2 separate regions of the Mus musculus genome follow, and region 2 is linked to region 1. A link is a loop called in an ENCODE intact Hi-C map of the cell type or tissue named here. Cell type or tissue: gastrocnemius. All regions are shown on one strand.

The links. Peaks named below come from ENCODE experiments on the same cell type or tissue, not always from the same donor. Only the 100,000 strongest peaks of a DNase experiment are listed, where the experiment ranks them.
Region 2: it touches region 1 in a loop (3-fold over the local background); 5 of 42 quality-filtered maps call a loop at or near these places.

The regions. Positions count from the first base shown.
Region 1 is chr16:78,641,057-78,649,056 of GRCm38, reverse strand. No RefSeq gene overlaps it. Among named protein-coding and RNA genes, the nearest start is that of Gm24861, 20 kb to the right of the region's middle. In gastrocnemius, a CTCF peak has its summit at 4,154 (motif pointing left); no DNase peak of the experiment used is centred here.
Region 2 is chr16:78,926,947-78,934,946 of GRCm38, reverse strand. It overlaps Chodl (chondrolectin), which reads right to left and starts at 3,999. Exons shown (of 6, transcript NM_139134.4): 1 at 3,500-3,999. The coding sequence starts at 3,578. In gastrocnemius, no CTCF peak of the experiment used is centred here; DNase peaks (open chromatin) are centred at 3,101, 3,716 and 4,122; H3K4me3 peaks cover 3,427 bases; H3K27ac peaks cover 1,589 bases.

The DNA of each region.
Region 1 (8,000 bases):
TAGAGATATCCACATGTTCACATAACCCCAGGGGATTTTCAGAAATGCATATATATTCATAAAATGAATCATGTGAGTTTCAGATGATTTCATTGAAATCAGAATCCAGAGCACTGTATACAAACATAGTATCACCCCTTCTTTGTAGGATATACCTTCCAAGACAGTCTAGTGAGTCTTAAAACCACAGAGTACCAAATCCTACCGAAACTGATTTTTATCATCCACATACCCCTAGGATGGTTGAATTTACAAATTAGTCAGATTAGGATATTTACAACAATTAAGACTAATAACGAGAACAACTATAGCAATGCATTATAATAAAAGTTATCCAAATATTGTTTGTGTCCTTTTCCCTTTAATATGTCATACTCCCAACTGATAAACTGTGCAAAGTAAAACCTCAGATAAATGGAACAACGATGAGGGCCATCTTCATATAAGTCAACAGCCATCATAACCTGGAATTTGTGTTCCCTTGTCTTTCTGTAATTCTTATTTTTTTTTAATTATGTGTATGGGGCGAAGTGGCTGTGAGCTCAGGAACCCATAGACTTACAGGCACTTTTGAATAGCCTGATGTAGCTGCTGAGAACCAAATCTGGGTCCTCTGTGCAAGAGCAGTACCAGCTTTTAACTGCTGAACCATCTCTCCAGATCTATTGTCAAAATACAGCAGCCAACATCATCACCCCATTATTTTAGTACATCAGTAGATGCCAAGACGTCCCCTAGAAATGTCAGGGTTTCTTCATAGACATGGCAAAAACCTACTAAAAGAGAATCACAGGGATAAAGTGATGCCAACAATGAAGATTAGCCACAGGAGTGGGGACAAAGCCAGTAGAGAAAACAGTTCATTCCATTTAGTAGTTATCCAGATAGGTTTAAAAGCAATTCAAAGTAATACGACAAGACAAGATGGGTTCTCAATTCTGATGCTATTCGCTTGTGAAGAATGGCTGCCTTGTTATCTTTATATTCTTGGCCCTTGGCACAACATCTGACACATAGTCGGTTCTTCACCGAGGAAAATGTGTAGTAGTGTCAAGGAAGTGTTAGTGAACCCCAGAAGACCAGACAGGACCCCATCTGTTGCAATCACACCAGGGCCTTTTTTTTTTTCGAGCTAGTTTATCAGCAGCTTCTTAGCGCCTCCCCTTTTCTCAGCTCCCATCTGCCCCTTCCAACCCTCTCTGTCCTGCTTGGCAAATTGCTTTACCTACTGTACTGGCTGGTTTTGTGTCAACTTGATACAGCTGGAGTTATCACAGAGAAAGGAGCTTCAGTTGAGGAAATACTACCATGAGATCCAGCTGTAAGGCATTTTCTCAATTAGTGATCAAGGGGGAAAGGCCCCTTGTGGGTGAGACCATCTCTGGGCTGGTAGTCTTAGTTCTATAAGAGAGCAGGCTGAGCAAGCCAGGAGAAGCAAGCCAGTAAGGAACATCCCTCCATGGCCTCTGCATCAGCTCTGCTTCCTGACCTGCTTGAGTTCCAGTCCTGACTTCCTTTGGTGATAAACAGCAACATGGAAGTGTAAGCCAAATAAACTCTTTCCTCCCCAACTTGCTTCTTGGTCGTGATGTTTGTGCAGGAATAGAAACCCTGACGAAGACACCTACCTAAGTGGAAAACCAAAGACCAGAAATCATCAAGACCTTATCTTTGACCAATACCCTGCTTCCTTTGAGTGTTAACAGGAGATGTTTGTCTCCTCCAAAAATGTTTCCCTGTGTATGTTCTCAGTCACATTGCTTCTTAATTCCTGTGGACTTTGGATCACACGCTTCTCACTCATCACCCAAAGATCCTCTGTTGGATCCCTTCTGTTGTTATGAATTCAAATGTTCAAATGCATAGCCCAACTTTAAAATAAACTATCATAAGACAAAATTTTTCAATTGAATCTTTTCCACCCTTTAAGTACTAGAAAATTCTTCTGAATTATGCATCTTTTTCCTTTGAACGCTGCCTAATGCCTCTTTACTGTGTTCTATAATACCTTTAACCCTTGAAGAACTGAGTTTCTCCCCAAGCTATCTCTCCTCATGTTCCCTTATACAGCCTAGTTTTTAGCAAATGGTTTGGTCTCTCAAACCAAAACCATGAACATCATTTTGGCTAGTTTCCTTTAAATATTTGCTTTATTACCCACCAATTGCCAAGATCTTCCGATTCTTCCTTAACACTTTTTTTTTAATTAGGTATTTTCTTCATTTACATTTCCAATGCTATCCCAAAAGTCCCCCAGATCCTCCCCCACCCCCACTCCCCTACCCACCCACTCCCCCTTTTTGGCCCTGGCGTTCCCCTGTACTGAAGCATATAAAGTTTGCAAGGCCAAGGGGCCTCTCTTCCCAATGATGGCCGACTAGGCCATCTTCTGCTACATATGCAGCTAGAGACACGAGCTCCAGGAGTACTGGTTAGTTTATATTGTTGTTCCACCTATAGGGTTGCAGACCCCTTTAGCTCCTTGGGTACTTTCTCTAGCTCCTCCGTTGGGGGCCCTGTGTTCCATCCAAATACCTGACTGTGAGCATCCACTTCTGTGTTTGCTAGGCCGGGGCATAGCCTCGCAAGAGACAGTTATATCAGGGTCCTTTCAGCAACATTTTGCTAGTGTATGCAATGGTGTCAGCGTTTGTAGACTGATTATGGGATGGATCCCCGGGTATGGCAGTCTCTAGATGGTCCATCCTTTCATCTTAGCTCAAAATTTTGTCTCTGTAACTCCTTCCATGGGTGATTGTTTCCAATTCTAAGAAGGGGCACAGTGTCCACACTTTGGTCTTCGTTCTTCTTGAGTTTCATGTGTTTTGCAAATTGTATCTTGTATCTTGGGTATTCTAAGTTTCTGGGCTAATATCCATTTATCAGTGAGTACATATCATGCTTCCTTGACACTTTTTAAATCTGCTTTTATTTCTCCTTCCGAGGCTCTATGGCATAAGTGCTTGGCCCTTTATACTCTGGACACTACAATTATTACTGATTGACTAAGAGAAATCCTAAGCAGACACCAGCTTAGTGTTAGCAGCTCTGATCCAGTGGCCCCAGCTCTTAGTATGATTTTGCTTAGCTTTGACGCTCAGAGCCTCTCAGCTCTGAGTAGCCTATAGTTAACACAGATGCTGTCAGCTCAGCCCTCAGCTGCCCTTGATGGCTTAACAAAAATGAGGAATAGTTACGTTTCCGTAACCATTTAAGAATCTTCCAGAGGCAAGCATCTGTATCATGTCACAGCCTCACCTCTCCCAAGCCCTTCACTCCACACCCTTTGCCTTCTACAGCCTCTTTTATTTACAACCCTCTGTATCTCTTTCCCAGTCCTTCCACATCTTCACCCTCTGCAGTCTTTTGTTTAGGTATTTATTTCATTTACATTTCCAATGCTATCCCAAAAGTCCCACACAAGCTCCCCTACCCACCCACTCCCCCTTTTTGGCCCTGGCGTTCCCCTGTACTGAGGCATATAAAGTTTGCAAGGCCAAGGGGCCTCTCTTTCCAATGATGGCTGACTAGGCCATCTTCTGATACATATGCAGCTAGAGACACGAGCTCCAGGAGTACTGGTTAGTTCATATTGTTGTTCCACCTATAGGGTTGCAGACCCCTTTAGCTCCTTGGGTACTTTCTCTAGCTCCTCCATTGGGGGCCCTGTGTTCCATCCAAATACCTGACTGTGAGCACCCACTTCTGTGTTTGCCAGGCCCCAGCATAGTCTCACAAGAGACAGCTATATCAGGGTCCTTTCAGCAATATCTTGCTAGTGTATGCAATGGTGTCAGCGTTTGGAAGCTGATTGTGGGATGGATCCCCGGATATGGCAGTCTCTAGATGGTCCATCCCTTCGTCTCAGCTCCAAACTTTGTAACTCTTCTGCTTCCGTCCCGGTGCCAGATGTGCTCAGAGCTAGAGGCTCCTGATAATCTCTGTTCTTTGTGCATCTAGTTTAACCCATTCTAACAGAAGTAAAATGCTGTTACCAATAGTCAGGCTAGGGTTCCTTTTCTCTACACACATAGAAACTGTGGATGAGCAAGAGGATTGTCAAGTGCTGTTTTTTGCCAGCTCCTCTTTTCCTGGGTGGCTGACAGCAAGCAGTAGGAAGGTTGAGCAGCAAGTGGCGCCCTCTAGTGTTTCAATCAACATGAGGTCCTTAGGTTTGGAAATGTTTAGGGTCTTATAAGTGGGTCTCAGAAGTGGGACTTCTCAGCACTTGACTGCAGCTGGCATTGCAGCATCTAGAAAAGCCTGGCTGTTGATATTTCACTGCTTTTGACAATAGCCAGGGATACAGCCCCTGTATGGGCCTATGAATCCAGATTCCTTGGCCTTCACACTGTCATTAACACATAATTCTTGGCCAATGGATCTGAAACACATGGCCCTAAACACCTGACAATTACCTGTAACTCTTCTGGAGATCATGACTCACGGTTCCTTTTCTCTGGATCCTTATCACATGTTTACACTTCTCCGGCCTTATCTCTACTCTCATTTGTCCATCTTTCTACCGGCATAGACCTACTTATCCTTTCCCTGGACACTCTTGAACACCTGCTTTTTGTCAGCCATCTAGCTGCTATGTGTATCCCAGATTTACCCGTCAACTGCCTAACTATTATTGCCACTGTCCCTCTATTGCCTCTGTCATTGTCACCTCCTGATTTCTCTGTTGCATCTCTTCAGGTAACCGGCACATCCCAGACTATTGAAAGTGAACAAGAAAAGACCACATGAGACACGCCCCCTTTCTTTAACCTCATGTTGCAACAGTGGGAGACACAACACAGGAGAATGTCTCCAAGCCAACTCACTAAATGAGTCCAAGCAGCCTGCTGATGTACCCAGAGAAGGGATATTTGGACCAACCACAGCTTTGTCTCTTTGTCTCTTTAGTTGTGCCATGAAGGTGTAAGTTTGTGCCAATCACAGATTTGCTTCTTCTGCACCTGTATCAGAAGTCTCTCTGGTAAAGCCACAGGAGGCAGATTAGCAAGAGACCAGAGCTATTCCTTGAAGGTTGAAATTACCTAAGGTCATACCCTTCAATGGGATGGGGGAGTAGGATCAGAATATATTGTACAAACTTCTCAAAGAACTAATAAAATGAGAAAGAGGAGTTATCATTAGCACTAACGGTTATTTTGAACAATTTTTAATGAGGATTAATACTTGTCCAGTTCCCCAGGGGAAGGTAGATCCCTGCTGTGGTTTGAATGTACATAAAATCTCCTCATAGACATGTATTTGAAAACTTGGTTGCCAGATGATCAACTGTATTTTAGGAGATGAAATCCTAACAGAGAAAATGGGTCATTGAGAGTACACCTTGAGATTTTATACGTGGGTTAACTTCTTGTCTGCTCTCTGTTTCTGATTACAAAAAATAATGTGACCAGTTGCATTACATTACTTCCATCATGCCTTTCTCTCCACGGTGGATGACCAGCTCTCTAACCATAAGCCAGAATAAAGTCTTTCTTCCTGAAAAAAAACATTTTGTTACATACCACAGGAACAAGAAATGTAACTAGCACAGGCCTCTTGTGGGTTTCAACTACAAATATGTAATGAGTTATCTGGAAATAGATAGGAAGGTGTACATTGCAGTATAGTGGGGTAGAAGGAAGTTCCTGAAACTAACCAAAGCAGAATGAGAGGAGAGGGGTTCACAGAGAGAGTCACACACTCTCTGCATCTTCTCACAGAGTCACACACTCTCTGCATCTTCTCACAGAGTCACACGCTCTCTGCATCTTCTCACAGAGTCACACGCTCTCTGCATCTTCTCACAGAGTCACACACTCTCTGCATCTTCTCACAGAGTCACACACTCTCTGCATCTTCTCACAGAGTCACGCACTCTCTGCATCTTCTCACAGAGTCACGCACTCTCTGCATCTTCTCACAGAGTCACGCACTCTCTGCATCTTCTCACAGAGTCACGCACTCTCTGCATCTTCTCACAGAGTCACGCACTCTCTGCATCTTCTCCGCCAACCAAACTTGTTGTTTAGTAGTCACCTCTGCAGACTGGACCTGACTACCCTAGATGTCAACCTTCCTGAAAACACGTGTAAAATGGAAAGGGAGACAAGCAGCATGGCTGAAGATAGAGTATTATGAGGCCACCTGATGCTCTCCTACCTGAAATGAAGCCCAGCGTTAGGTGCCTGGAGTTGCCGTGGCTAAAGTCAAGTTCTCCCAAATGGAAACCTCCACTTAACAGCGGCAATGACAGCTGAGGCAATCCCTGCCTCAAGTGAAGTCTAGTCAGGCCTGGGGACAGAATGAAGTTTCTCTGAGAGGCAGAGTCTGGATCTACTCCAGAGAAATGTCCCCTGCATCCATGGCTGAAGCAAAGCCTCCCTAACTGGCTATGAGACGTTCAGAGTGGTTGTGGCTTTCATCCTGACAACCCCCTGTATCATCAAAGAAGCAGTGAGTTGATCGGCTGACAGTCTCAGTTAAGTAGTGGGGATGAAGTTGTAGTTGCTGCTTTTCCTGATAAAGCTTCAGAGGGTGGATCGACTTCATTTACACCCTCACCAGGCAACAGTACACAAACAGCAGTAAGGATTCCCAATGTGACCTCTGCTCCTGCCCAGTATGTCGCCACCACTGATTTCACTCACAGGCAGCTACAACTGCATCCGTTGGAAGGAGATGGACAGACAGTCAAACAGCCAAAGTTCTCCCTCCTAACAACTTGTACTTAACACGAAATAAACATTAAAGAGCACCTGCAATCAAGATCCAAGACACAATTTCTATTCTTCTGCAATGAACTTAAACTTACGACCCTTCATCCCCAGTCTAAAGCACCTAGGAAGTGTTGGGTCCTCCTTACCTACTTCAAAGTCGCCAAGCTAGGAGAGTAAGGTACCTGACACTGCATCAGCAAGTAAGTCAAAAATCACAATGGCTGACAATAGCAATGCCTAGTGCGGGTTTAGTACATGGCCTGCTTCGTGCTTCTTATACTGATTGGAACTGATGGAATGGCTTCCATCTAAATCATTGCCAGGCTCACAGCAAGAGAGCAGACAGGCTTGTAAATCACGCTTGGAATCCTAAAACCTGACTGGAAAGTGGCACTGGGTACATTTTATTGCTTCCAAATGGCACATTGACCCTGACTGTTAAGGTTCTTTTCTGTCCTCTCCCACCACAGCCCTAACCAGAACCACACGTCTCCAAAGTCCACATACTCTTTGTATTAGTTACATCTGTAACTAATGTGATAAAACACCATGTTCGAGGCAACTTAGGGATGAGTTTATTTGGGACTTATAGTCCCAAGTGGGTTAGAGTCTACACTCAAGGCAGCAGGTGTCAGGCATTTGGCTGGAGCAGAAGCTAAGAGCTGAGGTCTTACATCTCAAGCCTCAAGCAGGTAACAGAGGACGCTAATTCAAAATGACTCGAGTCTACTGAGACTTCCAAGTTTGCCCATGGTGGCATACTTCCTCCAATGCCACATCTCATACTCCTCCCCAAAAAGCCACCAACTGGGGAACAATATTCAAATAATTGGGACTTATGGAGGAACATGTTACTCAAATTACCACACTCTACAACATTCTCAGGTGGCATTCCTTGAATACATCAAAGCATATATAGGTCAACCGTTGTGTCATCTATTTGCCCAGGGGCTCGTTGCCATAGAGATTGAGAACTGTGAAACTTTAACGGATCCCAATACATGTTTGCTCTCCCACTTCCAGTACTCTAGAGAGAGATTCCCTTCACTAACTAGAACATTAACTGTTCTGGTGTCTAAGCCCTGGAGAACCTCTACATAACAAGACAATCTACCAAGCCTACACATGTTAAAGGCTTAAGCAGCCATACATTGGATACAAGCTTGGGAACACCAAAAGTCACAAGAAAAACAAAGAAAACAAACAGCACTTAATGGCCACTTCCTTACATCTACCAGCCAGGATCCAGTATTAGAGGACCCAGACAGAGAGAAACCAGTC
Region 2 (8,000 bases), 290 kb before region 1:
TTCTTTTTTTAATCAGATATTTTCTTCATTTACAATTCAAATGCCCTTTCCTAGTTTCCTCTCTGAAAATCCCCTACACCCTACACCCTCCCCCTGCTCCCCAACCCTCGCACTCCTGGCCCTGACATTCCCCTATACTAGGGCACAGAGCCTTCACAGGACCAAGGTCCTCTCCTCTCATTGAAGAAGAGAGTTTTAAACAGTAAAAATAACTAAGGAAGCATCAGCTGGATATCCCCTTTCAGAATCCTTTTTTTTTAATTATAGATGCTTTTCCAGCATTAATGTATAGATATTGCCACTGTAAGATAATGATGAATAGCCAGTAAGGAATAATGCCTATGATAAATGGGTAGTTTATTAAATGCCTAGTAATAAGATTAATTTGCTCCCTTCTTGCCCAGGAGATACTTAAAATAATTGCATCTTTGCAATTTGCACTGTCATCATTTTTGACTTTGATGATGTCATGGAATCTTTCTGTGAGCTTGAATATGCTCTGCAGTTTCATTTGTATATTTCTTACTACTAAAGCACTTTTTAAAGCTACTTACTGCTCATCACTTATGCAATATTCTACAGTCTCTTCACGATAAAAGAGCGGGGGGCTGCATATAATTGGTTGCACCAGCTAGATCTCTCTCTATAGTGAATAGTTGAGTTCTTTATTCTCTATGAAATTATGGAGGAGAATGACTTAAAAGTCATAGGCTGTGAAAAGTTAGTGGAGAGTGGCTGGTTAGATTGTACATTTAAAGACGATGTCTGACTCTCTGAAGAGCATGAATTGCTGACGTCAGTATAAGGCTTAATACCCTTGTTCCTAACGGTCTGCTTCCACTCCGCCTTTACAATAAAGTGCATCTCCACTGTAGCAGAGTTAAAGCTGCATGTGTAAGAGAGTTCTCGAGAAATGTAAGGGACACCTGAAACATGGTAATGCCACATCACAGCATGAGGGCGTGGAAGACCAGTGCTCTCAACTCTAAAAGAGAAACAAAAAGTTTGTTAAAATAACAAATCTTTTGAAAATGTCACTTGCTTCCAAACATAGTCTTCCAAACTAGAGACCTCAAAGTTTAATCCCCCTTTTTCATATGATACCATACGGAAAAATCTTAAGAAGTTGTCATAAGAAAAATATCAGCAGCTAGTGACTTTCTGAACCGAGTGTTTAAATAGATGCAACAGATGTTCTCCACACATCTGTGTGGAGTAAGAAATCACCATACAATTCAAATCCTCAAATTAGTTTCCCATGAACCATAAATTCAGTAAATACAACGATTAGTGTCTGTGTACTGCCTTATTACATCAGATACTATTAAATCTTTTGTAGATCAGCTGATAGTGAAGCTGCTCAAAATGTATTTATCCCTAAAATATTTTATCCTTAAAATGGTGTGCTTAAAGGATTATAATGTATTTTGTTGATTTTTTTTTGAAATATGAAAAACATATCCAGAGATTTAGTTTGTCAGTGTCTGTCTCTTGAGGTCATGGTGGGTACATGATTATTTGATATTGCACAGTAATTATACCTTTTTGTCCCAAAATGTAATAAGTAGAAATAATTTTCCATGTGTTCTAAGTATGTTCCAAATAGTGGAAAGCAGAGACGCTGTCTCAATTCTCATCAGACTTGGTAACCAGTCCCTAGTGGCATAAAATAGTTGCTACACCATTCAGAAAAAATATCAACAGGCAGACAGTGGACATGTTAGGAAACATTGCTCCAAAAATAACAGATTTTAGACGGCTCTCTGCTCAGCCAATAACAGCTAGAATTAATCAAATCCTATGACTCAGAAATCAGTTTATAGATGGATAAATTTCAATGTGAAAAAATCAAATTATCCATAAGAAAGACATATCTAAGTAATTGTTTTAATCTCAAGTCAACATCATTATTTATGCTAAATCAAATAAATCATGATCAGTTACTTAGAAATTTTCCAGATGCCACCTTCAAGATGCCTATGAATTGCCAAAAAAAAAAAAAAAAAAAAAAAAAACTAGCCAAAAATTTGGAATAATTTGTGTAGAACTATATTGGAAATTAAACTTTTCATCAACAAAGCACTTGAGTTCTATTTTCTACTTTGAATATCTCTCCATCCCCAAAACTTTAATGTATTTAAATAAGAAGAGAACAAAGAATCATTATTTAAGTTAGTTAAATGCTTCTATTTGCTTTTAAAGTGTCATAAGTTCAAAGTACATTTTTTTTTGCTATTCGTTTTATTTGCATATAAAACTCAAACAAAGGTCGTGAAATAGTTTGATCCACCAGATAGATCTCCATGCAGTTCTTTATCTTCTGCTAAATAAGGAAGAAAAGGGACATTAACTCATAGGCTTTGAACACCCTGTAAATAGCTATAGGAGACTGAATTGTATCTGACTGAGTGAAATATCTGCTGAGGAGAAAATTGGAGGCAACCTTAATATGCTAGATCCTAAAGGTCTGTTTTCCGAACCCATTAAGTTACTGTCATCAACCTTTTTATCAGTGACACCTACTGTACAGATGGATAAGCTTTCAGAGGAACCACGTTGGCCTTATATGTTAGAAGCAACATTCAACAAACGCACTCCAACAGTTTGATGAGCATAGCAAGAGCTTTCTCGATGGGTGACTGTCCAGCTGCCGTGTGCGGTGCTGTTCACATTTGCCTCAAACACAGAAAAGCCTTAAAAGATTTTTCCCAAACTAAGAGAAGAAGATGGATACAGTGTGGATGACATTGAGCACCGGGGCTGTGTGTGCGGATGGGAGCGGGAATCAAGAGACAAAGCAAGGAAGTTTTGCAAATTTGACCTTTCACTGATTTGAGAGACTTAATTGTGCACCTGTTGTTTGAGCAAATCCAAATTCATCACCACAAACATCTCAAAGCAAACCTCCACCCAGCTCCAAGAGGTGTTTCCTGAGTGTTCTAATTTTGAAATTAAGTCCAAAAGCGAAGGCGACAGGGCAGTAGCTCTCCCCTGTTCTTCTTCAGTCCTCCTGAGAACAAAGGCTGCAAACTCAGACATCTGGACTGGTCTGGTCTCAGAAACCATCCTTGTGAGCACCCTGGCTGGACTAGAGCCAGACCAACAGGAGGTGGCGTTCATGCCACAGCAGCTGCTCAATGTCCAAGCTTGGTCAACCAGGCTCTACCACACCCCTCTCACAGGTGCCCCAGTCCTGTCTGCCTGTGTTCCACTCACCTGCTTCCAAATAAACTAGAGACTCTTGCCCTGAAGAGACAGAGCTGTTCCATATTTAGCTTAAGCTTGCTCCCCAACTATAGAAAAAGGCACTCCAAAAAAAAGGAAACTTTTCTGTTATGCAGGGAGAAGGTGAAAGGAAAGAATAACAGGTTTTCCACCTTCTCTCTGGACGCCTACTAAGTACTGTTTTCCAAGTCTATAAGGAGTCCCCAACCTAGTGCAGAGTACTCCATACCGCCCCAGAATCCCAAGTCCCTTGTTTTATGCTGCTCTGACTCACCACTGACCACCCTTCGGGCAAAGGCTCCCTGGGCACAGAGCAGCGCAGCTCCCAGCAAGAGTGAGGCGATGCGGATCATCCTGGCGAGCCTTCTGCAGCAGGTGTCCAGTGAAGGAAAGACGAGGTCTTCCCGCAGCGCGGCCACCGCCGGTGGCTCTCACCAGCAGCTTCCTTGCTTTCCTGCTGGGTCCTACTCCCTCCTTCCCAGCGCAGCAGCTAGGATGCCTGTAAGCATCGCCTTTAGGGAGGACCTTCTGCCAGGCTGCCCCGTGCCGCACTGGGCTGGAGTGCAGGACACCGTGGGCGTGTCTGGGAGCAGGGGACAGTGTTATGAGTTCCTCTGTCTGTATCTGTTGGAAAGGTGAAACGGGAGTTCTAACGCAAACCTAAGCAGCTGCCTTCCCTTCCTTCTCAGGTCTCTGTGTTCTAAGGGACTGAGCTGGTGTGTCCTGGTAGTGGCTTCAACAGCAGCAACAGCAGCAGCAACAGCAGCAACAGCCGCTCTGCGCTGGCGGCACTCTCTTATATATGCCCAGAGCCTGGGGTTCCAACCCCTAGCTAGTAATCATTTTAACTACTTCGTCCCTCCTGCCAAGTGGAGCATCTGGCCCCTCCCCTAAAAGCCGGAGCCACTTTGAAAAGAGTCCAGTCAGCAGTCCCTCCTCCTCCACTCCCGGTCCCCACCCCCTTCCCATTTGCCAACAGACTTCAATACTCATTTGTGTAAAATGTGACAGCTTTGCTATTAAACTCGGGCAAAAGTTGGCTCCATTTGGTTTTCTCGGAGATAAATGTCCACGAGGATGCCAAGTTTCAGGGCCTTTCTCTTTTTCTGCTAAATTGCTTGATCATATGTATGGTGAGATGCGGGGCACTAGCCACTATTTAAGATGGATTGGCAGAGTGGAAGCCAAAACCTGCTCAGTGAATTATATAATGTGGCAGCTTTTTCCCCACCTAGGTTCTGCAAATAGATTATTTCCAAGCAGGTTGCTTGACTAAATTGCCATAGAAGTAATTTGAAAAGAATCTTGGAAACAAGCCCCCCCCCCGACTAATTTCAGTCTCAGTGTTTGCAACTCCAAGGGGGGAAAGTCCAGGCAAAATAAATAATCTGAATTGTTGAGAACTTCACGAATGCAAAATGAGTGTATTTCTCTGAACGTATCCATCAGTGGTCTATGGATTCCATTAAAAGTAAGCCAGCCTGGTCTACAAAGTGAGTTCCAGGACAGCCAGGGCTATACAGAGAAACCCTGTCTCAAAAAACCAACCAACCAACCAAACAAACAAACAAATAAACAAACAAAAAAGTAAGTCTCACTTTAAGGAATATGTATGTGCCTTTCCAAACCTGACCCACTCTTCTGTAACAGTCCAATGGCTGGCTTACCATTTTTATGGAGTCAGAGATGTTCGTGAGAGTTCTCATAATGACAGTTTACACATAGTCCATAATAGGAAACCTGAAAATGTTCTTAGGATCAGCTTCTGTAAAACAGGAAAGTTTTTTTGTTATGTTGCTTTTCATTATAATTTATAATTAATTAATTAGGTTTTTTATGTGTACAAGTATGTGATTGTGGGGGTGTGTGTATGTGTGTGTATGTATGTGTGTGTGTTTGTGTGTGTATGCGATTGTATGTGTGTGATTTTGTGTGTGTGTGTGTTTGTGTGTGATTTTGTGTATGTGTGTGTGTGTGTGTGTCTGTGTGTGTGTCTGTGTGTCTGTGTGTGTCTGTGTGTGTCTGTGTGTGTGTGTTGAGGCCCAAAGGTGCATTCAGGAATCTCCCTTCTTTCCATCTTATTCATTGATGGGTGAGTCTCACAGTGAAACAAGATCTTATGATCCATATGACCTGTCTCCTTAGCCCGATTGCTTAATGACCCCATCTTCAACTTCAGAGGCTAGATTGCTGGAGGGACACCACAGCCACATGGCATTTGTGTGGGTTCTGGGGATCCTAACTCTTATCCTTTTGTTTAAGTGCCAAGGGCTTTAACTGCTGAGCCATTTCCTCAGACCCCATTATATTGCTTAAATGCACCAAGATTTCTTAAATAGGATCATTTCATATTTTAATGGGCAGCACACTTTCCTCCAAGGTCTAACTGTCTTTGGTTTTCATATGAAATGAGGACACTGATGGATCATTTTCTTGGAAAAAAGGCAGTATGTATGGCCACAATCAGGACCAGTCTCACAGAATCAGATGCTTCAGCAATTGGGAGATTCTTAACTACTAAATACACTTTACTAATTAAAGTAGAATTCTAATTGTGTGTGTGTGTGTGTGTGTGTGTGTGTGTGTGTGTGTGTGTGTGTGATGGATAGATAGAGATATAGATTAGATAGAGATTAGATTTAGATATAGATCTATATACACTTTTTCTGTTCTTTTTATTGACTGTGAATGAACTATCCTACTGTAGGGCCATGGGCAATTGATAAATATGGATTTGATAGTGAGTCTATTATTTTTACCACTAGTTTATGTCCTCAAGGAGAAGATTCTATTGAGATTTTTGAATAAGAGATGAGAAATGTAAAAAGTCCCATAGGTCCTGGGTTTGTAGTGTGGCCCTGAAAACCATGTCCGTGAGAACCATTGTCTGCAGCTTTGGTCAGAAAGCTGTCTGACATGAGCTCAGAATTCAGCATGGAGAGAGGAAGAGATGATAGCAGCCACCGTATAAAGCAAGGTAGAGCAGAAGGGTAAGTGAAGCATCACACGATATGGAAGAAGCAAGAATTAAGTTTTAAGTTATACCTGCGGTCATCCGCATTGGCTGATGAATATGTGTTTTATTAATGCCTGTAGAAAGAATCCAGGTGAAGGCCTTTTCCTCTATCATGCCACCCTTCTCCCAGACACTGGCATCACCCAGCTCTCTTATGAAATGACCCTTCTTTGGGAAGAGAACCCTGCAAATTGTATCATGAACACCAGACATCTCTTAGCTGTGTTTCTGACACCTAAGACATAATACACTTGAAATCAGCAATGATGGAAAGGAGAACTATACTATATATTTAGTACTTGGTTAAATCCAAATGACAGCCATAACTACATCCTCAGTAGGGTTTCATGGGTTTTTATCTTTCATGCAAGAATAACACCAATGCAATTGAGTCAGCCATTGACTTACTGGTCCAGCAGTGTTCCTCGTAGCTAACATATTAAGGGAAATACAATCCTGTATTCTTATTCATTTTTGATTTGGCATTTTAAAAGGGATTGGCAGACAAAAATCAACATTTGTTTGTTTGTTTGTTTGTTTCTCTACCACTAAAAACATCTGGGTGGCTTACCACCAACTTAATGGAGCCTGGCTTAGGTATTTTTAAAAAGTAAGTATTTTCTATAAAGAGCACTACAAGAATTTTATCATATAGATTACATACATCTGTTATATTATATAATCTATATAACATAATGGAAGATATATATCAAAATTCATCAAATTTTAATTAAAATATTCCAATTCATTTAGATTGCCTTTATATGTATATGTATTTGTATATATACATATATACATATATATGTGTGTGTGTATGTGTGTGTGTGTATGAATTTGCTGCTGTATTCGGTTTCCATACTACCCCTCAAATGTCCCTTAATTTTAGCTGTTTCCATGTAGTCTTTCCCATAACCCCATCTCTTTGCCCCCTCTCCTTCTAGTCCACTCACCCCCATCTATCCATAGCTATCTATCTCTTTCCCTTTCCTAATGAGATCTGTCTGATTCCTGTAGTCCCTTAGTCTCTAACTACCCTCTGTGGTTCTATGTACTGTAGCCTGGATATCACTGACTTCACAGCTAATATTCATACATAAGTGAACACAGACTAATCATCTCTCATGAATGAAGGGAAACCTAGCCACTAGGGTTAAATTGTCATTTCACGAAAGCTAAGCTGTCATATATGTCTGCTGGGAGATCAGTTTCTCCAATGGAGGGACCCTGGGTACATCAACCACTCCAGGACAGGCCTCATGTTCAAGAGTAGTTGACCAACATCACATGGACTCCACAGTTGGTTTTTATAAATTTCTTTACAGTTTGGTGGGTTTTTTTTTTCATTTTTGGTGTGTTTGTTTTCTTGATTGGGATGGGTGCCATTGTATTAGATTTTGTTTTTTGAGAAAGAACTTAAAATTGGGCGGGTACGGAGAGGGGAAGAACCTGGAAGGACTTGGTGACAAGAAGAATATGAGAAAAATGTATTTAAATTTAAACATTGTTTTAGGTATCAAATATATAATTAAAAATAAAGTAACAACAAGTAATTGTTCCATAGACAAGTATGGTAGCTCATGCCAATAGCTCCAAAACTCTGGAGGGATAAGGCAGGGGGATTCCCATAAGTTTTACGTCAGCCTAAGCAACATAGGGAGAACCTGTTCCAGAATACATACATACATACATACATACATACATACATACATACAAATTTGCAGTAGATATGTTTCATAGTTGTTGGAGTTAGTGGAAAGTA